Regions from separate parts of the Homo sapiens genome. Here region 1 is linked to region 2. A link is a loop called in an ENCODE intact Hi-C map of the cell type or tissue named here. Cell type or tissue: stomach. All regions are shown on one strand. Links, peaks and the distances in the headings refer to the core of each region. The heading gives the core; the rest is flanking DNA.

Region 1 (12,520 bases), core at 674-8,673, 77 kb after region 2:
GGTGCCAAGGGGGGTGGGCACACAGGAGCCTCTGCTTCTGCCCAGACGGGCTCCCCGCTGCTCCCTGCGGCCAGTCCTGAGACGGCAAAGCTGATGGCCAAAGCCGGGCAGGAGGAGTTGGGGCCAGGTCCTGCAGGAGCTCCTGAGCCTGGCCCCAGGTCCCCTGTGCAGGAAGACAGACCAGGGCCAGGTTTGGGCCTGTCTACACCTGTCCCTGTGACAGAGCAAGGCACAGACCAAATCAGAACCCCGCGCCGAGCCAAGCTGCACACAGTGTCCACGACTGTCTGGGAAGCCCTCCCAGATGTCTCAAGGGCTAAGTCAGACATGGCTGTGTCTACACCTGCCTCCGAGCCGCAACCTGACAGGGACATGGCTGTGTCTACACCTGCCTCCGAGCCGCAATCTGACAGGGACATGGCTGTGTCTACACCTGCCTCTGAGCCGCAACCTGACACGGACATGGCTGTGTCTACACCTGCCTCTGAGCCGCAACCTGACAGGGACATGGCTGTGTCTATACCTGCCTCCAAGCCGCAATCTGACACGGCTGTGTCTACACCAGCTTCTGAGCCTCAGTCCAGTGTGGCTCTGTCTACACCCATCTCCAAGCCACAATTGGACACGGACGTGGCTGTGTCCACACCTGCCTCCAAACATGGCCTGGATGTGGCCTTGCCTACAGCAGGCCCAGTGGCTAAGCTAGAGGTGGCTTCATCTCCACCTGTCTCGGAGGCTGTGCCGAGGATGACCGAGTCCAGCGGGCTTGTGTCTACACCTGTTCCCAGAGCCGACGCCGCTGGCCTCGCCTGGCCTCCCACCCGCAGAGCTGGGCCTGATGTGGTGGAGATGGAGGCGGTTGTGTCTGAGCCCTCAGCAGGGGCCCCCGGATGCTGCTCTGGGGCACCCGCACTGGGTCTCACCCAAGTCCCCAGGAAGAAGAAAGTGCGCTTCTCCGTGGCTGGGCCCAGCCCCAATAAGCCAGGCTCAGGACAGGCCTCAGCCCGGCCCTCAGCCCCCCAGACAGCAACTGGGGCCCACGGGGGGCCCGGAGCCTGGGAGGCTGTGGCTGTCGGGCCCCGGCCCCACCAGCCTCGGATCCTCAAGCACCTGCCTCGCCCCCCTCCCTCTGCCGTGACGAGGGTCGGGCCCGGGAGCAGCTTTGCCGTGACCCTCCCGGAGGCCTACGAGTTCTTCTTCTGTGACACCATCGAGGAGAACGAAGAGGCTGAGGCGGCAGCGGCCGGTCAGGATCCGGCAGGCGTCCAGTGGCCGGACATGTGCGAGTTCTTCTTCCCAGACGTTGGAGCCCAGAGGTCGAGGCGGCGGGGGTCCCCGGAGCCGCTCCCGAGAGCTGATCCTGTGCCGGCCCCCATACCTGGAGACCCCGTGCCCATCTCCATCCCTGAGGTCTATGAACACTTCTTCTTCGGGGAGGACAGGCTTGAGGGCGTGCTGGGGCCGGCTGTCCCGCTCCCACTGCAGGCCCTGGAGCCTCCCCGGTCGGCCTCCGAGGGGGCGGGGCCTGGGACCCCCCTCAAGCCAGCCGTGGTAGAGCGGCTCCACCTGGCTCTTAGACGGGCAGGTACGTGCTCTCGGATCCCACAGCCCGTCCAGATCCCAGGCACACACTGTCCAGGGATCTTGGCCAAGCAGGGGGCCGCAGGGGCCGGGCAGGCCGGGCTTGGGTCATCCCCTAGCAGGGGAGCCTGGGGACCAGCCCCCAGTCATCCCAGCACACAGTCCAGATGGGGCGGCCCAGTCCAAGCACCCGGGTTGTTCAGGGGGTTGGCTCTGCGCCGCCGTTGCCCTGTGTTCGGGCCCATGTGACGGCGGCGTCCCTCCCCCAGCCTCTGGCAGGGTTCCCGCCCAGGCCTGGCTACCTTCAGGGTCAGGCACTCTACGAGGCCCATCTCACACTGATGTCCTCTGGGAGATGCTTTACAGACCAGAACACGGGGCCTCCACTGGCAGTTCCCCCAAACTGGCCCAACTCAACCAGGTCACCCAAATCTCAGGCAGAAGAAGCACGGGGGCGATGTGACTCCGACAGACGCGTCCAGGGCGGGCGGTTCCCGGGGCAGGCGGTTCCCGGGGCAACCAGTTCTCAGGAAGACGTGTCCATGACAGAGGGGTTTCGGGAAGACGTGTCCAGGGTAGACGTGTCCAGCACAAATGTATCTTAGGACAGACATGTCCCATGATGGATGTATCTGGGGCAGGCGGTTCCCGGGGCGGGCGTGTGCGGGGCAGGCAGTTCCCAGGCCAAGAGTGTGCAGGGTTAGGGTGGGGCAGGCGGTTCCTGGGGTTGGAGGGGGAGGCAGGCGGTTCCCGGGGCGGCCGTGTGCGGGGCAGGTGGTTCCCGGGGTTGCGGGGGAAGCGGCTCCCGGGGCAGGCAGTTCCTGGGGTTGGGGGGGGTTGGGAGGCGGTTCCTGGGGTTGGGGGGGGTTGGGAGGCGGTTCCTGGGGTTGGGGGGATTGGGAGGCGGTTCCCGGGGTTGGTCGGTGGGGGCAGGCGGTTCCCGGGGTTGCGGGGTGGTGGGAGGCGGTTCCCGGGGTTGCGGGGGGAGTGGGAGGCGGTTCCCGGGGTTGGGGGTGGTGGGAGGCAGTTCCCGGGGTTGGGGGGATTGGGAGGCGGTTCCCGGGGTTGGTGGGGGTGGGAGGCAGTTCCCGGGGTTGGGGGGATTGGGAGGCGGTTCCCGGGGTTGGTGGGGGTGGGAGGCGGTTCCCGGGGTTGGTCGGTGGGGGCAGGCGGTTCCCGGGGTTGCGGGGGGAGCGGGAGGCGGTTCCCGGGGTTGGTGGGGGGAGCGGGAGGCGGTTCCCGGGGTTGGTGGGGGGAGCGGGAGGCGGTTCCCGGGGTTGGTGGGGGGAGCGGGAGGCGGTTCCCGGGGTTGGTGGGGGGAGCGGGAGGCGGTTCCCGGGGTTGGTGGGGGGAGCGGGAGGCGGTTCCCGGGGTTGGTGGGGGGAGCGGGAGGCGGTTCCCGGGGTTGGTGGGGGGAGCGGGAGGCGGTTCCCGGGGTTGGTGGGGGGAGCGGGAGGCGGTTCCCGGGGTTGGTGGGGGGAGCGGGAGGCGGTTCCCGGGGTTGGTGGGGGGAGCGGGAGGCGGTTCCCGGGGTTGGTGGGGGGAGCGGGAGGCGGTTCCCGGGGTTGCGGGGGGAGTGGGAGGCGGTTCCCGGGGTTGGTCGGTGGGGGCAGGCGGTTCCCGGGGTTGGCGGGGTGGTGGGAGGCGGTTCCCGGGGTTGGTGGGGGGAGCGGGAGGCGGTTCCCGGGGTTGGTGGGGGGAGCGGGAGGCGGTTCCCGGGGTTGGTGGGGGGAGCGGGAGGCGGTTCCCGGGGTTGGTGGGGGGAGCGGGAGGCGGTTCCCGGGGTTGCGGGGGGAGCGGGAGGCGGTTCCCGGGGTTGGTGGGGGGAGCGGGAGGCGGTTCCCGGGGTTGGTGGGGGGAGCGGGAGGCGGTTCCCGGGGTTGCGGGGGGAGTGGGAGGCGGTTCCCGGGGTTGCGGGGGGAGTGGGAGGCGGTTCCCGGGGTTGGCGGGGGGAGTGGGAGGCGGTTCCCGGGGTTGGCGGGGGGAGTGGGAGGCGGTTCCCGGGGTTGGCGGGGGGAGTGGGAGGCGGTTCCCGGGGTTGGCGGGGGGAGTGGGAGGCGGTTCCCGGGGTTGGCGGGGGGAGTGGGAGGCGGTTCCCGGGGTTGGCGGGGGGAGTGGGAGGCGGTTCCCGGGGTTGGCGGGGGGAGTGGGAGGCGGTTCCCGGGGTTGGTGGGGGTGGGGGCAGGCGGTTCCCGGGGCGGGCGTGTGCGGGGCCATCTCTGAGTGCAGCCGTGGGGCTGAAGGTGAGCTTCTGTCCTAGGGGAGCTCCGGGGGCCTGTCCCATCATTTGCCTTCAGCCAGAATGACATGTGCCTGGTGTTTGTAGCTTTTGCCACCTGGGCTGTGAGGACGTCAGATCCGCATACCCCAGACGCCTGGAAAACAGGTTTGGGTGCCTGGGGGCAGAGGGAGCTGCGCCTAGAAGCCAGACCGAGGGGCGCTGGCAGGACGAGGGGTGCACGGGGGCCCCGGGGCTCACCCCTGACCTGCTCCCCCCAGGCTGAGCTGCGGCCCTGGCCGCACCGACCTTGCCCGCCCTTTGAGGGCTGGGTCTTGCGGGCAGACGGTGCCGACAGCCAGGCTGGCCCTCAGAAGAGCCTGTGCTTCTCTTGCAGCCTTGCTGGCCAACGTCGGCACCATCTCTGCCATCCGCTACTTCCGCCGGCAGGTGGGGCAAGGGCGCCGCAGCCACAGCCCCAGCCCCAGCTCCTAGGAGCCAGGCCCGGGCCAGGGAGATGCAGGATGAGGAGACGACCACAGGCGCCCAGGGCAGGACGAGGTGCCGCCCTCGCCCGGGCCCTCTGACCCCTCTCTTCTACCGCGTCCAGGAGGGGGGCGTGTCCTGGTGCTGCTCCCTCCGACTCACCTGAGGATCCAGCCAGTGACCACGGCCACTCCCCACGCCTGGGAGGGAGGTGCTAAAGTCTGGGTGGGTGGAGGGCAGGCAGGTGGCTGGGTAGGAGGGTGGCCAGATTCACAGATGAGAACACAGGGCATTCGGTTAATTTCAGACAGGCAATAGTGGGGAGGTCATTTTACTAAGAAGTTGTTGTTTATCTGAAATCAAATGCAACCGCACCCTGCGTTTCTTCTGGGGTGCAGGGGGAGCTGAGTGGCAGGACAGGACTTGGACCTCGGAGGGGTCTGAGCAGCAAGACACTCCGGCTGGAGCTCTGGGCAGAGGCAGGGGAGAGGACACAGGGTGGCCTCAAAGAGGGGATGGGCAGCCTCCTCACAGGTGGGCTGGGCTGGCAAGGGCTCCAAGGCCCATCACTCTTGATCCTCAAAGGACTGTGGCCAAGGCCTCTGCGGGCTCTGGCCTGAGACAGCGAAGGCTCTGCCTGCCCCTCCCCAGTGCAGCAGCCCCTGCAGGGTGGGGGTCTGTGGCAGAGCCGCGAGCCCCTCCCCGGGAGCCCTGGGTGCAGGTGCAGAGGGAGAATTCGGTGGCCTCAGATGGAGGGCTGGGCTCCTGGGGTTGTCCCGGGGGCTCCTGTGGGGCAGCTGGGGACCCACAGCCAAGAGGAGTCAGAGATGAGGTGGGAAGGTCGGTGAGGGGCCCGAGGTGGCAGAGGAAGGGGGCTGCCTGGCTGGGTGCTGGGTGGGGGTCCTCAAGACTGTGGGAGACCCTGGCTGCTGAGCAGAGAACACATGGATGCAGCACCAATAAAATTCTATCTTTTCTTTTTCTTTCTTCCTTTTCTTATTCTCTCTCTCTCTTTCCTTCTCTTCTCTTCTCTCTTCTCTTCTTTTCTCTCTTCTCCTCTCTCTCTTCTCTCTTTTTTCTTTCTCGTCCGGTGGTGTCAACGTCTCCCGTGCTGCCCTGTGGTGCGCGCCAGGCCACACAAGGACCCACCCACCCTCCTCCTCGGGGCACCCTGGCTTGTGCTCCTCACACCTTGCTGACCTGTGACCCTCATGCCCTCTGACCTCACATACTCTGACCCTGCTGACCTTTCTCTGTCCTCCGACCTTCACGCCCGTGCTGCCCTCCCACTCCCAGCGAGTCTCCTCCCTGACTCCTGGCGGGCTGAGCTGAGGGCCGACCCTGTGGACGGCCAGGACCTCCCTGACCTGTGACCCAGCCTCGCTGGCCAGGGCATCCTTTGGATGGGGCCCCTCCCACCCTTCCCTGCCCCAGCTGCTGGCACCAAGGAACAGGAGCTGAGGGACGGGCTCTGAACTCAGGGCCCCAGAGACTCCCCCCATCACACTGGGTTCAGACCCTGACTTGTAATTTGAAGTGGGTTAGAGGGGCAGGTACCCTGGAGCTTGGCGAGGGTGGTCCTGAGAACCCACCTCACCGCGGCCATCAGATCCACTGCACAAGCCCCCCACTGGCCTCAGGCCCTCCAAGCTGGGGGCACTTCTGGTGGGAGGAAGACAAAGTCTCGTCCCAGAGGTGGTCGTAGCCGGGGTCCCGGCTCCTCCTGGGGGACCGACCATCTGGTAGGGAAGGCAGAGATGTGTCAGCCTGTGGGAGGCAACAGGCACTCACCTCAGGAGGCAGGATCCTTACTCACCTGTCAGAGGCAGCCAGGGTTCGGGCGAACCTTCCCTGGCAGAGGAGACCTGGAACCCCAAACCGCAAGTCTGAGAGCCGGGCACAGCCCCAGGCAGGGAGCTTGGAGGCGGCCTGTCACTGTGCAGCCCCCCATGTCCCCCTGCTCTCCCTCCCCAGTCCCATCTCCCCAACTCCCTACTGGCCCCCCTGGCCTCCATCTGCCCCCGTCCTCCTGTTTCCCTCCCTGCTCCCTCAGAGTCCCAAGAGGCCCCACACCAGACCCCCGGCCAGCCCGGAGCCCGGGGCACACGGGCGTGGGGGCTGCTACTCACAAGCTGAGGGGCGTCTGGGGGCTGCGGCCCCCCATCCTTGGCTGAGCCCCGGTGTCTCTGAGCGGCTCTGGACTGCAGGGCTCCCTTCTTGGAGAGCAAGTAGGGGCCAGCGGGGCCGGAGGAGCAGGAGCGAGGGTCAGAGGCAGGCACAGACACAGGCACCGAGGGGAGTGGGCTCGAGGGCGTGGGTCCACGTGCACTCTGCATGGCACTGAGGAACTGCAGGGAGAGCCAGGGCTGGGGCCTGGGTGGCAGCCAGGGGCCCCCAGAACCTCAACCTCCCATCAGAGCCTGAACAGACCTCAGGCTTGGGGCAGCCCCAGACCCCAGGGTGAGACGCACGGTCTAGACCTCCCCAGCCTCAGGCTGCAGGCACCTCCCACCCTTTCTGTCACCCAGCAGGGGCCTGACCTCCTCCAGGCCCCGGACATCTGTGACCCTGCGGTGGGAGGTGGCGGGTGGTGTGTAGGGGTCGGCATAGAGGGGCGAGTGTGATGTTTCCGAAGTGTGGTCAGGGGCATCTGGGCTGCTCTCCAGGCTCAGCCTGTGCAGCTGCAGGGCAGAGGTGGGAGAAATGGGCTTCTCGGCTAGAAACAGCCTAGGCCACCCCTTCTCTGTGCAAGAGGCCTCTGGGTGGCTCCAGGACAACTGGGCCCAGAGACAGAGACCAGTGGTGCGGAACGGTGGGAACCAGGCCAGGGGCTGTGTGGGTGTGCTGGGCCCACCTGGGTCAGGTCCAGGTGCAGTGGGGTGACAGGGCCGCGGCCCTCTGCCCGGGCCTTGCTCCCGGGTGACCGGCTGCTGCCACTGCGTCTCAGCTCGGTCCTCCGTCGGCCAATGCTGGCACGGTCAGAGTTGGCCTGGTCCTGTGGGGACCACAAACCTTCCAGGAAGAGCCCTTTGGCCCCTCTCCCGTGCAACTCTCTGAGGCTGCAAGGGGCTCCCTCCAGTCTGAGTTCCCCTGAGGAACCAGGGTCCCCAACACACACCTACCCGACAGCCTTCTGCCCCACTTTCGTCTGCCACCCCGTAAGCGCTCACCGGTGTGTGCTGGGAGGAGCAGCCCACGGTGGATGGCACTGAGGACTCAGGCAGGGAGTGGCTGGTGCGGGTGGAGGGGGGCGCCAAGCACCCCGAGTCCCAGCTGGTCTGTCCGCCTGAGGAGAGTGAGCCTCGGCCACTGCCCATAACCTGGATGGGCAGTGAGTGGGGGTGAGTGAGGGCTGGACCCCCTCCCCACCCGCCCCTGCCTGGACCCACCGTGCTGTCCCCCCTTTTATCTTTTTGGGACGAAGTCTTATTCTGTCGCCCAGGCTGCAGTACAGTGGCACGATCTCGGCTCACTGCAACCTCCGCCTCCTGGTCAAGCGATTCTCCTGCCTCAGCCTCCTGAGTAGCTGGGGTTACAGGGATGTACCGCCATGCCCGGCTAATTTTTTTGTATTTTTAATAGAGACAGGGTTTCTCCACGTCGGTCAGGCTGATCTCGAACCCCTGACCTCAAATGATCCGCCCGCCTCAGCCTCCTAAAATGCTGGGATTACAGGCGTGCGCCACCACGCCCGGTCTGCTGCCCCCTTTTTACCACTGCCCAGGACCTGGGCTGTGGGGCCTATTGACCCCTCACCTGCGACCCTGGGAAGCTCTCGGCACCAGGCAGCGGCGGGGCCCCCTCCCTGTGGGTGACAGCGCGAAGGCACAGCAGCCAGTGACCGTAGTCCTCGTAGCTGGCGCACACCACGCGGATGGTGTTGATGAGGGGGCCTGGCATACAGATGCTGTGAGGGGCTGGCGGGGGGGTGCACCCCTCAGCGCCCCCACTAAAGAGTCGGGCGTCCCCCAGGCTCCCGCCCCACCATGGCCTGGCCAGGCGGGAGGCAGAACCAGGGTCAGGGCCCTACCTTCAATCAGGAAGGAGCGGATCTGCTTCTCCTTCTCCTCCAGGTTGATGTGGACGGCACGGAGTGGGAGCTCCCCCTGCGGAGCAGAGATTGAGGGCCAGGCCTTTGTAGGGGCAGCCCCGGGGCCCCGCCTGGCCTCATCCCACCCTCTTGCCCTCCAGAGCTTGGCTGGGTACTTGGAGAGCTGGGCACCGAGGCCACCACCCTGAGGGAGGCCAGTGGGTCCCATGTCTCCTGGGGCTACCACCAACCCTGGCGCGGGGGCCTTCGCCGGCTAGGGGCAGACACACAAAGCCACAGGACTGGCCTCTTGGGGTCCCCAGAGAAGAAGTTGGGCCGGGTGAACCATGGGGAGGGCCCTGTGTTTGTTCCTCAGTGACTGAAGGTTACCGTGAGTGCACACCCCCTTCCCGGAGCCCGCCCTGGAGGACACACGCACACGCACGTGTGCACACACACGCCTCACGGGCAGGCACACACAAGGGAGTCCCCGGGAGGGGCTCTCAGCCCCATGCTGCCCGCCCCAGGGTGACGGTCAAGAACCTCAGGGTGAGAACCTCAGGGCGGGCAGGGGCTCCTCCATGTCACAGCGGAGACCAGACTGACCAGGACCGCGGGCTGGGTGGGCAGGGCCCTGCGCTCTGTCTCAACAAGCCCCGAAATACAGGTTCCTCCTGCATGGCTGCCCCCTCCCACCCCCACACAGCTGCCTCCCTGGGGCGGGCCCACAGTGGGGAGGGGCCCACCTTGAAGCAAAGCCCGTCCAGCTCCTCGGAGAAAATGGCCAAGGACGTTGGGTACAGGACCAAGAGCCGGTCCCACTGCTCCTGGGTGGGTGGGGGTGGGGTCAGGCGATGAGGGAACTGAGCTGCTGTTGCACCGCCCTGCCCACCACCATGCACCCCTCCCATCCCCCTACAGCCCCACGCACCTCCCACCCACCTGTGCGGGCAGGTGCTGCAGCTTGACCCTCGAGGCACAGACAGCACTGCCGCCGGGTTCGTGCCCTGACGCCGTCCGCAGCCGGGTTAGACGGCGCTGCAAAGTCCAGGGGAGTTCGTCTCCGCAGGACCCCTGTGAGGAGGAGGTCAGAGCCGGCTGCGAGGATCAGGGTGGGGAGGGGGGTGGGGTCCCCGGCACTGACCTGTGGGGGTGCCGAGTGGCAGCGCCGCGGCCCCCCGAGGAGGGCCGTCTGCTTCTCCAGGTGGTAAAGCCAGCGGTCCAGCTCGGCCCGGCTGGGGCAGAGCACCAGGAGGGGTGCGGGCAGTGGGCCTGCGGGCAGGGCAGAGAGGGCACACACATACACACACGTGCTCCGCAGCCACAGGGCAGGCCCCTCTCCAAGTCCTGGGTCAGGAGTGCCTCTGGGGGCCCGGGAAGCATCCCAAACACCTGTGATCTGGAAGGCGTGCTCTCGGGACCCCTCGAGCGGGCAGACACTCAGCTCCGTCAGCGGTAACAGCCCCTGCCAGGCACAGGGTAGGAGGAGCTTCAGGGATCCATGGAGGGAAGGGCGGCCATGGCCCCACCCCATTGCCCACCGCCTCACCTGAAATGTGAGTCCTTCCGAGCCGTGGGCCTGGAAGTACAGGTGGGCGGGGAATAGCTCCAGGTAGCAGTCGCTGACATCCTGCGCGGGGAGCAGGGTCGTCAGTGCGGAGTCTGGGGAGCCCCAGGCTGATGGGGATGCTGCACCCTTAGCGTGCTCCACCCAGCCCGGCCCCCACCTGGCTGTGCTGGAACCGCAGCTGGACCTTGGCGTAATGCACAACTTTTCCCAGGTTCCTCACAGGCACCCTCCGCCGCCCCTTCTTGAACACACTCAGGAATGGCTGCTCCAGGTTTTCTCGCTGGTTCTCCAGGTCCAGGATGTCCTAGGAGGAGTAGAGCTCAGGGGAGGGGGCCTCCCCTGGGCCCCCCACCCCCTCCGCTCGCATCCACACAGCTACAGGACTATAGCATGGTCTGCCTGTGCATAGCCACACAACACATATGTGAAGAACAGCCCCCCACAGGCACAGAACCTGTGCACAGCCACACAACACATACGTGAAGAACAGCCCCCCACAGGCACAGAACCTGTGCACAGCCACACAACACATACGTGAAGAACAGCCCCCCACAGGCACAGAACCTGTGCACAGCCACACAACACATACGTGAAGAACAGCCCCCCACAGGCACAGAACCTGCACACTCAGCCTTTCCACAGGAAAACAGTCACGGCAGAATTTACACACACGTGCATACATATATGCATACATGCATATTCGTGTACACGTACACGCACACACACCCGATACGTGCACATGCAGGCAACATGCATGCATCCATATATGCGCACACATACACATGTATAAATGCATACACGCACACATGCATACACACACAATAGACACATACATGCCACACAATACAGACACAGATGCATACACACGGGAACACACATACGCACTTATACACACATGTACACACACGCACACATATGCATGGATACACACGTGCACACATACACAGTTGCACATACACAGATATGCACACACGTGCATACATGCATACATATCCACACGCAAATACACCCATACACATGTATACACATACACACGTGCACATACACACGTGCACACATACACATGCACACCTATACACACATGCACACACATGCATGCACACATGCACACTGCATACATGCATACATTTCCACACACACACAAATACACCAACACACACGTATACATACACCTGTGCATATACACACAGATGTGTGCACACATATACACGTGCAAACACATGCACACATACACACTTGTGCACACACACGCACACACAGACACACTTCCCCACACAGAGCTGCCTGGTCTAGTGGTAGAGATGGTGAGATCTGGACTCAGTGGATTAAACCCATCTTCATTCTTTCCTAAGCTGTGTAACATGGCTTGGGTTATTCAACCTCTGAAGACTTGTTAGAAGAATTTGGGGGTGTCTGGGTAACACTCAAAACCCTCCCACGTCTGCAGTATTGTATGGTAAATGCTTAACACCTGGTTCTACAAAAAACAGACACAGAAACACACCGATGCCCTGATTTGTAACGTTTGCCAATCTCCTCGGTGTCAGTGTCCTCACCGTTGCCCATTTCCAGCCCCCAGCCTGAAATATGTGAGGAGATTTCTGGGGTCGATCCTCTGTGTGTTGGCCGCTCCGTATGCCTCACTCAGGGGACAACGGGGTCCTGGCAGTGCCCCGAGGGGTCTCCCCCGAGGGGTCTCTGTGGCTGCCCCGGCCTCACTGTCTCCTCACATCAGACCCATGCTCTCTGGCTGCTGCATGTTCTGTTCCTGCTTTGGGGACCGCTCAGTCCTGACCCCCCTCCTTACCCGCTTTGCAGCTTTGCTCAGACATTACCTGCTCCAAGAATTCCTTTTCTGAAAGCCTTTCTAAAATTCCAGCCTTCCCTGATCCTCTGCACTCATCCCCTCTGTTTTTCTCCTTAGCACCGACCTGACCCCGCTCACTGGATCTATTGATTTGTCCCGTCGTGTGTCTCTGCCGTGGGAATGGGAGCACTAGCAGAACAGGGGTTGTCTATTCCGTTCACTGCTGTGTCCCCAGAGCCTAAGACAGGGCCTGGGATGTGCTGTGGGTATCACTGCATGTGCTGAGAGGGGAGGGGACTCCACATCCACGCCACATGTAGTCAATCCTGGCACACACAGTCCTCTACAAATGCAGGCTTTGATCACCAGGTTGGAAGTCAGAAAAGGGACGGGTGTGAACCTGGGGCTGGAGACCTCTGTGATCCACAGGCTCAGGGCCAAGTGGGAAGGTGTCCTCCTCCTTCTAGGAGCTGGCGAGAGCTACCTGCAGAGCTGCTGTGCCCTGGCCAAGCTTAGCTGCCCCTGAGCAGGCCCAGGAATGTGAACAGACAGACGCATGGCTTTCCCGGCCTTCTGCCTCTGGGTGGGGCCTCCTGTACCCACACCCAGCGTGGGAACTGATGCCGGGTTGGCACCCATGAAAAATAGGCCACAGACCAGGAAGGGCCACACAGCTGGCCCTGCAGCGCAGCTCAGCCTCGGGGCCCCGGGGAGGACTCAGCTTGGAGCCGTAGTAGAGCCAGCTCACAGCACTGGGTGCAGAGCCCAGGTACAGGGCCGCGGAGCACTGGCTCTAGGACTGGCCCAGAGCTCCTCCCCCAGCCCCAT
Region 2 (12,900 bases), core at 4,875-12,874:
CTCCTCCTCCTTCGGGCCCTGCCTCCACTCCTTGCAGCTCCTGCCCCTCTGCTCCCCTCTGAGCACAACTTCTGGAAGAAGTTTGTATGGCTGTGTGATTTGTAAATAGGAATGAATTAAAATTCATGGCCGGGTGCGATGGCTCATGCCTGAAATCCCAGCACTTTGGGAGGCTGAGGCAGGCGCATCACCTGAGGTCAGGAGTTTGAGACCAGCCTGACCAACATGGTGAAACCCCGTCTCTACTAAAAATACAAAATTATCCGGGTGTGGTCATGGGCACCTGTAATCCCAGCTACACGGGAGGCTGAGGCAGGAGAATCGCTTGAACCCGGGAGGCGGAGGTTGCGGTGAGCCGAGATCTCGCCACTGCACTCCAGCCTGGGCAACAAGAGAAAAACTCAGTATCAAAAATAAAAATAAATAAATTAATTAACAATAATAAAATTCAGCAACAGCCACGGTGCCACTGCTCAGGAACACCGCGGTGCCGGTCGGCACGGCCCGTCCTCTCCCTCATCTCCAGAGCCGTGTCCCGCCCTCCAAGCCCACGGAGGACTTGGCTGTCAGGGTTGCCACGGACGTCGGGGCCCAGCCGGTCCTCAGCAGCCTCCGAGGCCGTCAGTGCCGCCTTCTTCCAGTGGCGCCTTCTCTGCGAGGCTCTGTGGAGGCTGCACTTCCCGGCTTCCCACCTTGCCCTGGCCAGGGCCCTTTGTCCTCCTCCTCGATGGGAGCCCCAGGCCCTGGCTCTTCTGTGTCTGCACAGAGTCTAGGCCAGTCCAGCGCCACCTCTTCTCTGAGCTCCAGACACCCGGTTTCAGCACCTCCGTTTGCAAAGTCAGCAGCACGTCTTTCCTAACATCTTCAAAACCCAAAGCTCCTGATCTTGCCCCCGCGGCCCACACCCTCTTCTTCATCTTCCCCACACAGGCAAGGGTGGCCGCCCTGCCCCCGGCCCCCCTCGGCGCTCCCTGCCGGCTCCGATCCATGAGTTCCTCTCATCCTACCTTCAAAAGGTGCCCAGAGGCCACACGCGGTGGCTCACACCTGTAATCCCAGCAGCGTGGATCACGAAGTTAGAAGTTGAAGACCATCCTGGCCAACATGGTGAAACTCCGTCTCTACTAAAAATACAAAAATTAGCCAGGCATGGTGGCATACACCTGTAATCCCAGCTACTCCGGAGGCTGAGGCAGGAGAATTGCATAAACCCGGGAGGTGGAGGTTGCAGTGAGCCAAGACCGCGCCAGTGCACTCCAGCCTGGGTGACACAGTGAGACGCCATCTCAAAAACAAAAAACAAAAAACAACAAAGGTGTCCAGAGCCGACCACTTCTCCTCCAACCGCCTGGGCCTGCCAGGACTGTTGGTTCCGTTCTGCCCGACTCTGACCCCACAGCCAAGCCTGAGTGAGGCCAGGCCTGGCGGGCCAGGGACCAAAGTGTCCTGGCAGGGCCTGCGGGTGGAGGGGGGCAGGCGTCCAGGACCCCGGGTCTGAGGCGTGACCCAGCTGGGAGCGCGAGGAGGGCCCGGGTGGCATTTCGCCACGCCCACCTGTCGGGGCCGTAGACGCTTCTCCTGGGGTCCAGGATTCTGGGCCGCCGTGCGCCGGGCTCACCTGCACGAGGGTCTCACCGCGCCGCTCGCCGGCGCTCGGGGTGCGCTCTGGGCGGCCGCACCCTCCGGCAACTCCGCGAAGGCGCTGCCTGGGCTCCGCCCCCGAAGCCTCGCCCCGATGCCACGCCCCGGGCCACGCCCCGAGGCCACGCCCCCCGGCCTTCTTAAAGGGTCCGCGCCCGCCACTCTTGCCGGGCGCCTGGGAGTTTGGGCTGCAGGCGGAAGCTCCGGCCGTCCCCGCTTCAGAGCCGGGGGTCCCGCGGGCAGCCGGGTCGCGGGTCGCGGGCGTTGCAGGCGGCTCCGTCCCGCCCTCCATTCCAAGACCCTCTGGCTTTTCCGGGGCCGCCTCCACTGCGGACCGGGGCCGGAGGGGGGCGCTCCAGGCTGGGGGGCGGGGCGGGGCCCGCGGGACCGACCTCCCTGGCTGTGCCGCGTCCGCCTCCCTGTAGGTCCCAGCCCCAGGCCCGCCGGTTTCCGGAGTCGAGCTCCCACCGCGGTCTGTCCCGGACACGCGCGCCTCTCCCTCGCCTGCGCTCAGCTGCCATCCTTTTCAGCGGTGGCCCCGGGCTCCCCTGGGCTTCGCCTCTCAGACCCACAGCCTCCAACCTGGGACCCACCAGCGCCTCTCCGCCCGCGCGGCTTCCCTCCTCCTCACCCCCGGCCACGGAAGGCCTCGTCACCCTCCAGGTCCCCTTTGAGTCCTCTGGGTCCTGCGCGCTCCGCAGCGGTTGCTCCCCAAACTGCCTCTCCTGGTTCTGCGCACCCTCCTCCTCCCCTCCGAGGTCCTCCTCCCTCCTCCATTTCTGGCGTCGGGGCTTTTTCTCCTCTCCTAGGCAACACCCAGCAGGAGCACCTGCCTCAGGCTTCAGCCCAGCCTCTCCCTGCCTGGCACCCCTCGGCCCCCTGGACCCCACTCAGGGAACCCCAGCTTCCCCAGCCCAGCCATCCCTCCAGACGCATCAGGGCGAATCCACCCAAAGCTCCGGTGCCTCCAGCTCCATCTCCACGTCCCTGAGCGCCTCTTCTCACCCCCCTCGACCCGCCCATTCTCCCCCAAATCCCTCCCTCTGCTCCCCCTGCAGCCTAGCACCCTGTCCTAGCCAGGGGCGTCTTCATGAAATCTGGTGGCCTCCTGCTTGGAGCCCTCCAGGAGCCTCCCACAGCTCCTCAGGCAGCACCCCCAGCTCTCTTCCCCAGGCCCACGCAGCCCCACTGGACCTGCCCTGCCCATCTCTGTCCAGCCTCTGCTGCTCTGACCTGTGGCCTCTGTCCTGCACGCTGGCCTCTGGCCGCTCCTACGCCTCCGCTTCCTGCTGAAAGATCCCTTTGTCAAGCCACAGGGCCCTGCACACCGTCCAATGGACCCACACCACATGCCCCGCCTCTGGCCTCCTCACCTGCCCTCCCCCTGCTCATGCTTCGGGTCTGGGTTTGGGCGTGTTTTCTCTGGACCTTTCCTGAAAACCAAAGTTAGTCTGCCCCCACCCTGGCCCCCCACCGTCAGCGACCTGTGTGTGGCCACCGCTCCTGGACTCTCTCCTCCCCGACCCCCAGTGCCTGACACCTGCCAGGCACACAGGGTCGGTCAGCATATCCCCAGAGGACCAGGTGATGAAAAGCCCAGAAAGCAAACACTCAGACGCATGGGACCTCCTGGGTGTGGAGCTTGTGGGTATTATCTTTTCATTTTTTTTTTGAAACGGAGTCGCGCTCTGTCGCCCACGCTGGAGTGCAGTGGTGCAATCGCGGCTCACTGCAACCTCCGCCTCCCGGGTTCAAGCGATTCTCGTGCCTCAGCCTCCCGAGTAACTGGGATTACAGATACCTGCCACCACGCCCAGATGTTTGTGTTTTTAGTAGATACAGGGTTTCACCATGTTGGCCAGTCTGGTGTTGAACTCCTGACCTCAGGTGATCCGCCTGCCTCAGCCTCCCAAAGTGCTGGGATTATAGGCATGAGCCAATGTGCCCAGCCATTGGTGTTATTTTATTTCGATGTTTTTGTGGTTTTCTTTTTTCTTTTTTTTTTTGAGACGGAGTCTCCTTCAGCCACTGAGGCTGGAGTGCAATGGCGTGATCTCGGCTCACTGCAACCACCGTCTCCTGGGTTCAAGCAATTCTCCCGTCTCAGCCTCCGGAGTAGCTGGGACTACAGGCACCCACCATCATGCCCAGCCAGTTTTTGTATTTTAGGAGAGACAGGGTTTCACCATGTTGGCCAGGCTCGTCTTGAACTCCTGACCTCAGGTGATCCACCCGCCTCGGCCTCCCAAAGTGCTAGGATTACAGGTGTGAGCCAGCGCACCTGGCTTTTTTTTTAAAATCATTAATACAAAATAGAAAACTACACTTAGTTATTTTTCATAAGAGACAGCAGTTTGCGAAGGGCCACCCAGCTGGCCACACACCCTACCCCTTCTTCCCCTGCTTCTCCCCAGGGCTCACATCTGCCGGTGCTGGGTGCCAGCTCTGTTTTTTAGACAGGTTCTCGCTCTGTCACCCAGGCTGGAGTGCAGTGGTGCAATCACAGCTTGCTGCTGCCTCAACCTCCTGGATTCAAGTGATCCTCCTGCCTCAGCCTCCGGAGTAGCTGGAGCTACAGGTGTGTACCACCACGCCTGGCTAATTAAAGAAATTTTTTTGCAGAGATGGGGTCTCACTATGTTGCCCAAGCTGATCTCCCACTCTTGGCCTCAAGCGATCCTCCAGCCTCAGCCTCCCAAAGTGCTGGGATGACAGGTGTGAGCCACCGCGCCCTTCCCTGAGGCTCAGCTTCTGCAGTGCTGTCACCCACACACTAATTTAGGAAGCAGGTTAGAGGGAGTCCAGGAGCCCAGCTACCCCAGGGGTTTCTAGTTAGGGGCTTCCAGCAGTGCCAAGGGTTGGTTCTGCACACCTGGGCCAGTGAAAAGGCTGCCCAACAGCCCCACGCACCCTGGCTCCCCCCAGACCCTTCCAGTCCTGGGTGCAGCCTCCTCCCAACCCTGTGCTCTGACACAGATGTGGGCCAATTATGTGTGCAGGCACACACACACACACACACACGTGCACGCCAGAGAGCAGGCACACACACCCACACATACACGCCGGAGAGCAGGCACACGCACCCACACACGTACATGCACCCACACATGCACGCCGGAGAGCAAGCACACGCACCCACACGCACACGCACCCACACATACACGCCGGAGAGCAGGCACACGCACCCACACACACGTACATGCACCCATACATGCACGCCGGAGAGCAGGCACACGCACCCACACCCACACGTACCCACACGTGCACGCCAGAGAGCAGGCACACGCACCCACACGCACATGCACCCACACGTACCCGCACCCACACGTACCCGCACCCACACGTGCACGCCAGAGAGCAGGCACATGCACCCACACGTACCCGCACCCACACACACACACCCCCACACGTACACGCACCCACACGTGCACGCCAGAGAGCCTCCTGCCTCCACGGCCCCGCCTCCCACAGTGCTCAGCAGTGTGTGCTCCCCACTCAGGGCCTCATCAGCCACAAGGATCCCTGTGCAGGGCCTGGCTCCATCCAGGGCCACCCAAGGGAGCTCCAAGTCCGTGCTCCCACCACAAAGCGGAGCAAGAAGCCAACGGGCCAGCGCGCTGGTGAGGATGGACAAAAGCAATGCTTTTAAAGTTTTCAGACTTTATTTCACAGCGATTGACACAGAAACATACTAGAGTTAGTAACACGGCACCCAGCCCCACCGCCGCCCGCTTCATCGGGTCCTGCTCCTAGGAGGACTGGGCTGGGGCTGGGGGTGGGGATGGGATGGGGGTGGGGAAGGGACGGGACGTTGCAGTTTAAGGCATTTCTGGCTTCGGAGCCATCCCTGCCACCTCTGCACCTGCCCCTTGACCTTGGTCAGACACTGGCTGGCCCCTGGTCATTCTGAGACAAGGACGACTTTCACTGACGCTGTGGGGAGGATTTGCAGTGAGGCAGCCCTCAGCCGCTCTCAGGCGAGATGGGAAAGATGAGACCCACCACTCCAGGGGTCAAATAAAATCAACACATGAAGAACACAGCCATGGCCAGGCCCAGATACCCAGGCAGGCGGCAGAGGTCAACCCCATCCCACAGTGAGCTCCTCTCGATAGCCCCTCGCAGGGCCTGGGGTGTGGCAGAGGGATACGGTCACGTCCAGGGTGGCTGGGCAGGGCCAGCTGAGGGTCAGGACACCCAGATCGGCCCTGGTCTGGCCTCTGCTCCTCAGCAGCCTGGGGCTGGCGCAGGCAGCACGGGAGCAACGCAGAGCTGTGCCCAGCAGTAACATTGTTTGGAAGTCACAGTATTGGCGCAGGAGGCCGAGGCAGGGCCCAGAGCACACACAGGAAGGAGCAGCTCAAATGGGGGCTTGGAAAGGCCCTGTGGGGTCACCCGGAGGAAGGGCCCCATCAGACCTCAGCAGCCCCTTCCTCTCTGGGACACGAGTCCCGCCTGACGGAGCGAGGGTGATTCAGGAGCCGGGGCTGCTTCCCGGCGGGGACACCGTGGGGCAGGCGCAGTGCAAGGCGGGGGCTCAGCACCTTGAGGCAGGGGTGTGTGTCCTGAGGCTGCCATCCACGCCGAGCCCTCCACGCTGCCACCTCGCCTGTCCATCCCTCGGCACTAGGTCTGTCTGCAGCACGGCTGCCTGGACGGAAGGGAGGCCGGGCCAGCAGTCCCTCCGGCCAACACTCAGGCAAGAAAATCATATCAAAAAGCAACAAGTTTACAAAAATAGAAAATAATTACAGCGGGCGCGGGGCTCTGGTGCCAGCTCATGGGGTGGGGCAGGGCCGCAGCTCTGGCTTGGTGACGGCGTCCTCCAGCAGGTGCAGCGGGTGCCGGCCCACCACCACGTCCCGCAAGCAGCCCACAAAGCCTGTGCCGTAGGCCTTGGGCAGTGCTGGGCCCACGGGCAGCTCCGGCAGGCCCCCTGCAGCACAGACAGTGGGAGTCACCCGGCTGTGACTCAGTGATGCTGATGGGCACCCCAACGAGCAGGTGACCAGCAGGGGGCCCACACCTGGGCACCCGCCTCCCGGCCCCACAGCACTGGGAACTGCAGGGGCTACAGCGGGAGAAGAGAGCCCAGCCCGCCGGCTCACATGCACCCTGACTCAAGGGTGGGCGCTGGGGGGTGGAGTCTGTCCCTCGGATATCATGAGACCCTTGGGCATCCCTCTCTAGTCTCCCCAAAACACTCACCAAGCCACAGGGCTCCATCAGTGTCCAGCTGCGTGGCGCCCAGCGGGGAGGAGCCGGTCACAGGGGCCTCATTGCCCACCTGCAGGGAACCTTCCCTCTGCTCCCTGGGTGTGCAGGGAGGGGGAGACCATCAGGGCCCAGAGTTCCCTCTGCCTCCTCTAGACCATAAGCCCTGCATCCTTCCTATGCCCTGCAGGTGCCTCAGCCTGGAGAACCCCCGAGGTATCACCCCTGGGGGCAAGGATGAGGTGGCCTTGACCCCAAGGAGGGCACTGGGAGCCAAGGCCGGGGACATTCCTGCAGCTCAAGCTTTGCTGGAGGCGACGGCCAGGCTCAGACTGGAGCGACCCCCGGCAGGCTCCGGGCAGGGCCGGGATGCCTTTCAGACGTGGAAACTGATCATTGCTTCTCCTGCATCTTCTTGGCCCTTCCTCCTCCCACTGGCAGTGACCTCGGCTCAGGCAGCAAGGCGTGTCCTCCCTGACCCCTGGTCACAAGTGACTGGACACAGCCCAGCTGGGCAAGTCTGGGCAGCCCTCGCCACTATTCTCGGCACGCTGGGTTCCCTACTCACCTATGTGCCACGACCCGCAACCAGCGGTTGGTGTTGACGGGCACGGTGGAACGCAGCACCACGGGCTGGGAGCCCAGGTTGTAGCTCAGTTGCAGGTGCCCGTCCACAATGGCCAGTGCCACATAGTCTGCCCGCTCCGTGGCCTTGCCACTCCAGAGCACCAGCCCCTGCGTGGCCTCAGTGCGCAGGCTCAGTTCAAAGTGGTTGCTCTGCAGTGCCTTCTCGCTGGAGGGCAGAGGGCAGGTCAGGGCCTCTAGGAAGGTGGCAACAGGACAGGGTGGGGGAGGCGGGAGGACAAGGGCCCCAGCTGCGGAGGCCACAAGGGCTGTGACGGGACCCAGGGGTGGCTGGTGGGCAGACACCGACAGTGGGAGGGAGAAGAGGGATGGAGACAGGGGCAGCCTGGCAGAGAGAGATCAGAGAGACGGGCGGGAGGACAGATGGGCCAGCCAGGGGTCTGCAGGCACTGCTGCCACGTGCTCACCTGTGAAGGGCCCCGGAATCCAGAGTTTCGGGGCTTAGAAGCAGGAAGAGAGGGAGGCGGGTGAGCAGGGGACAGGCGGGGCCAATGCAAACCCATCTCAACACTGTGGGGTGCAAGGAGCAGGCACCCACAGAAGACATGCGTGACCTCGAGGATCACTGGCCGCCCACCAAAGAGCCCAGCAGGGACACCTACACATGCTTGTGCGGACACGAGACACGTGAGGGTGCAGACACCCACGTGCAGACACGAGACACTTGAGGGCACAGACACCCACATGCAGACACCCACGTGCAGACACCCACGTGCAGACAGCAGGGGAGCACAGCCAAGGCTGGGCGCAGAGATCAAGGAGGTAGGCGTAGGGTGGTATGGAGTGGAGACCAGGGGCTTGGATGCCCCAGTACACACATGCATGTGTGCATGCACGCAAACCTACACACGGACACACACACCCCTCCATGTTCACACACATACACACGTGTACACGAACACACACAGACACACCTGAGTGCTCCCCACTTACACCTGTTCATACACACACACATCTACATATCCCCCCATATATACACGCATATACACGGACCCATGCACACACTCGGACACACACCTGTCTCCCCCACATATACACACACATACATGGACCCATGGACACACACTCGGACACACACCTGCGTGTCTCCCTCATATACACACACATACATGGACCCATGTGCACACACTATACACACATGGACCCATGCACACACACTCGGACACACACCTGCGTGTCTCCCTCATATACACACACATACATGGACCCATGTGTACACACTATACACACATGGACCCATGCACACACACGGACACACACATGCATGTCTCCCTCACCTATACACACACATACATGGACCCATGTGCGCACACACTCAGACACACACCTGCGTGTCTCCCTCATATACACACACATACATGGACCCATATGCACACACACACACACGGACACATACCTGCATGTCTCCCTCATATACACACACATACATGGAGCCATGCACACACACGGCCGCATAGTCACACACGCATATCTACATGTCCCCCCCACATATACACACACACATATACATGGACCCATGCACACACACAGCTGGATATTCACACACACTTGCACATCCACTCCATATACATAGACACGCACAGACACAGCTGCATGTTCACACACGCGGAAGTGCACACGGACACAGACATGCATGCATATGCGCACAGGTGTGTACAGCCTCAGTGGTGGGGGTTGGCTGTGGGGCGACCCTCGGCCTGTGCCCTGGGAGGGGCGACTGCACTTCTGAGGCAGGAAACGGCCTCTTGCAGCCAAATAGCGCCGGACCCCCATCCTCCGCCACAAGGGATGGAAAGTTCCCCGGGGGCTCCGGACTCTGCTCCCCACCAGGAAGGATGGAGGAGTGGGAGTGAGAGGGAGCGGGGGGCGCCGAGCTCTACTCACACGGGGATCTCATTGGCCAGTTCGCTTGGAAACAAAGAGACAGACAGTGAGAGGCGGGAGGACCGGGAGGTGAGAGAGAGGCGGGAGGACAGAGGTGGCAGCACCGGGCCGTCCCCTCCTGGGCCCTCCTGGTGTGGGGGTCCGGTGTCCCGCCCCGAGGGCACAGATGGAACCGACAGCCAGCAGAGGATGGCACGTTACCTCTCGGTCACAGCGTTGAGGTACTCGACAAAGGTCCGCCCGTCAAAGGCCAAGGTATCCACGTCCCCCGCTGACTTCTCCACCAGCCCTGTGAGATAGGCAGGTGAGGGTGGGGCCTCGTGGGCTCCGGGCCCATCCGGCCTCCGCCCCCTGCCCTGTGCCAGGCTCACCCTTCTCGCAGTGCGGTCCTGAGAATCCCCCGGGACACAGGCACACATAGGCAGCCTCCCTCGGGACGCAGGAGGCCCCATTGAGGCAGGGGTGGCCTGAGGCCCGGGTGCAGGGGTGACCTGCAAAGGACGTGACGTCCACCTGCCGCAGCACGTGCTCCGGGGTCAGCAGCTGGCGGCCTCCGAGGGAGACCTGCAGGGCAGGGTGAGGGCCTTGTCCCGCCTGCCACCCCGCCCGCCCCGGAGGCCCTGCTGGGACGCCCCGCCCCCACATACCAGCTGGATGGCACCGTCGAAGCCAGAGGACACGGCAGCAGCACGGGCCAGCTTGCTGAAGTCGGGAGCGCCCCCTACGTAGAGCGGCTCCTTCAGGTTGAGGACGGTGTGCGGAACCTGCGGGGACGCCAGGTAAGTGGCTGTGCAGAGCCCACCCACGGTGCAGACCCAGGGCCCAGGCACCTGCACGCACCCGCCCCACCCGCCCATTGCCTATCTAGGGGGCAGCGTTAATCACACAGAAATGGCAGGGTCCTTAGTGGGGGAGGAGCTACCCTAGGGGTTGAGGCGCCAGAGACGGTGAGCGGATGAGAGGCCGACAGTACCTTGCGGGATTTCTGGCCTCCGAAGAGCGGGTGGGGTTGCAGAGCGAGAGCAGAGAGCAGGGAGGCAGAGGAGGCAGAGGACAGGGCAGGCGGCCAAGAGAACAGGACAGAAAAACAGCTCCGTGAGCGCCGGCAGGGGCGGGGCTGCCGCCCGAGGAGGAAGAGCAGGCAGCAGCGGGAGTCCCCTCGCGGCCCAGAGCACTCACCGGGGACTCCCCCAACACACGGGGGCCGTCGCCCACACGCAGGGCACCCTTGCGGCCGTTTCGCTCCAGTGAGACCCTGGTCCAGGCTCCCAGGGTGACTGGCTCCCTGCTCCTGGTGAGGAGGGGCAGCGTGAGTGGGCTCTGTCCACCACCGGCCACGCGACCACCCAGGGCCTGAGCGACCTGCTGGTGCCCCGGCCCCGGGCCAGTGCCCCAGGCCTCCCAGAGCCACCCTTGCCGGCCCACCTGATGACCGCTGCCCCCTTGCCCAGGTCGTAGCGGAACTCCAGGCGGCGGTCCCGCAGTGCCAGCGACACGAAGTCCCCCTTGCCGTCCGTCTTCTGCCCGTTGTAGAGCAGGAGGCCGCTGGGGCCTCGTGCCAGGAACACGACCTCCAGCGCCATCTTCTCCCTGGGGTCATGGGGAGTCGGGGTGTCTTTGCTGTCCCCTCCCCACAGGAGAGACGGAGGTGGGGGCCGGCCCTTCCCCCTGCTCCTGCCCCACCGACCCCAGGTCCCGTGCAAAGGTGTGCAGGCCTCTCAGCTCCAGGTGGGAGAAGCCGTTGAAGTCAGCCAGGAAGGGCCCAGAGCCGTCCTGCCCCGAGGCTGTAGGGAGAGTCACCAAGGCCTCAGTCCTGACCCCCGGGGCCTCCTGCACCCCATGCCAGCCGTGTGTGGATCCTAACTCAAAACCCAGACTAGACTGAGCCGCATCCTAACTGCAATGCTACCTGGAACCTGTACCCGCCCAAACGTTCAACCCCCCCCCCCCCCCTGCCCCGAGAGCCCCACGCCCCCGACCTGTCTGGCAGAAGGTGCCCTCACGCCCCAGGGGGCACTCGCACTGAGCACCACCCTCGGGCAGCACACGGCAGGGCGCCGCCCCATGGCAGGGGTTGGGCTGGCAGGGGCTCTTCTCATCGGCACAGGTTGGTCCTGGATGGAGGAAGACGGGACCGGGACCGAGGTCCCAGGAGGCGTCGGTTGGGTACCGCCCACAGGCCCCGGGGTCCCACTCCCACCCGCCCCGGCCCCACCCTCACCGACGCGGCCGGGCGGGCACTGGCAATGGAACCTTCCAGCCTCCAGGTTCTGGCATGGGGCCCCGCCATGGCAGGGGTTGGGCAGGCAGGGGTGGTCCCCGCACTCGCCCACGCCAGAGCCTCGGGTGGCAGCCCCCGGCCCAATGCCAAGCTCCAGGCGCTGGTTGTTGACGTCCAGCAAACGGATGCACCCCCTCAGGCCGGCGCCCACGAAGGTCCGCTCCAGCGCCCTGCCACCAGGAGGGACACCGGGTCAGGGCTCAGGGGCCACAGGCAAAGCCACCTCGTACACCGGGACCCCAAAGGGCCGGGGTCGGGGCCACACCACCCTCCAAGGGACTCACACGGCAGCCTGGTCCTCGGGTACGCCGCCCACAAAGAGGTCTGTGTCCAGGTTGAGGCCGTCGGTGCCACTGGGACTCTCGCCCAGAACAGGGGTCTCACCATCCACCGAGAGGGTGCCCCGGCGCCAGTGCCGGGACAGCTCCAGGCGGTGCCACTGGCCCGGCTCTACCGGCACGGCACTGGTCAGCACCGCCGGCCCCGAACCTGTGTCAAACCTGAGGGCAGGAGCAGGTGCTCAGGACCATCGCCCGGCCCCGTCCCCACCCCGCCTACCTGAGCTGCCCCGCCCCCGTCCCCACCCCACCCACCTGAGCTGCCCCGGCCCCCCCTCCCCCGCCCGTCCCCTCCCCGCCCACCTGAGCTGCCCCGGCCCCGTCCCCTCCCCGCCCACCTGAGCTGCACGCGGCCATCTAGCAGCGCCAATGCCAGGAAGTCCTTGCCCCGGGCGTTGCCATTGTACAGCAGCAGCCCCTGAGGCTCCAGCGCCCGGAATTCCAGTGCCAGGCGCAGCGTGTGGTAGGCGCGGAGAGTGGGGAAGGCCAGGAAGGAGCGGCCCTCGAAGGCCGGCACAGGGGCGCCAAGCACTGCAAAGGGCGACCGGGAGGGCCGGCTGGAAAAGCTCCGAGGATTCCCCACTTTTATCCCTGAAACCGCCCCCTGCTTTTTTTTTTTTTTTTTTTTTTGAGACGGAGTTTTGCTCTTTTTGCCCCGGCTGGAGTGCAGTGGCGCGATCCTGGCTCACCGCAACCTCCGCCTGCCAGGTTCAAGCGATTCTCCTGCCTCAGCCTCACGAGGTGGGATTACAGGCGCCCACCACCACGCCCGGCTAATTTTGTATTTTTAGTAGAGACAGAGTGTCTCCATGTTGGTCAGGCTGGTCTCGAACTCCCGACCTCAGGTGATCCGCCTGCCTCGGCCTCCCAAAGTGCTGGGATTACAGGCGTGAGCCA

What was found. Peaks named below come from ENCODE experiments on the same cell type or tissue, not always from the same donor. Only the 100,000 strongest peaks of a DNase experiment are listed, where the experiment ranks them.
Region 1: a loop joins it to region 2, with 2.9 times the contacts of the local background. A loop is called at or near these places in 92 of 110 quality-filtered maps.

What each region holds. Positions count from the first base shown.
Region 1 is chr1:967,946-980,465 of GRCh38, reverse strand. PLEKHN1 (pleckstrin homology domain containing N1) reads right to left here. Exons shown (of 16, transcript NM_032129.3): 3 at 10,043-10,189; 4 at 9,865-9,945; 5 at 9,708-9,780; 6 at 9,460-9,587; 7 at 9,258-9,353; 8 at 9,062-9,142; 9 at 8,316-8,391; 10 at 8,042-8,178; 11 at 7,456-7,605; 12 at 7,140-7,280; 13 at 6,826-6,966; 14 at 6,415-6,633; 15 at 6,102-6,150; 16 at 4,601-6,024. The coding sequence ends at 5,891. It overlaps PERM1 (PPARGC1 and ESRR induced regulator, muscle 1), which reads left to right. Exons shown (of 4, transcript NM_001394713.1): 2 at 1-1,585; 3 at 3,842-3,967; 4 at 4,197-5,268. The coding sequence ends at 4,294. Among named protein-coding and RNA genes, the nearest start is that of PLEKHN1, 7.7 kb to the right of the region's middle. In stomach, for the core only: a CTCF peak has its summit at 4,256 (motif pointing right); DNase peaks (open chromatin) are centred at 3,965 and 4,245; H3K4me3 peaks cover 957 bases; H3K27ac peaks cover 474 bases; H3K27me3 peaks cover 5,606 bases.
Region 2 is chr1:1,048,501-1,061,400 of GRCh38, reverse strand. AGRN (agrin) reads right to left here. Exons shown (of 36, transcript NM_198576.4): 24 at 12,342-12,534; 25 at 11,950-12,165; 26 at 11,606-11,835; 27 at 11,364-11,498; 28 at 11,072-11,168; 29 at 10,810-10,974; 30 at 10,564-10,675; 31 at 10,032-10,148; 32 at 9,756-9,948; 33 at 9,586-9,673; 34 at 7,424-7,648; 35 at 6,850-6,953; 36 at 5,285-6,577. The coding sequence ends at 6,420. LOC100288175 (a long non-coding RNA gene) reads right to left here and starts at 1,667. Exons shown (of 4, transcript NR_148960.1): 1 at 1,555-1,667; 2 at 1,008-1,121. RefSeq lists enhancers at 144-987, 1,833-2,676 and silencers at 1,450-2,089, 6,784-6,966, 10,611-10,710. In stomach, for the core only: no CTCF peak of the experiment used is centred there; no DNase peak of the experiment used is centred there.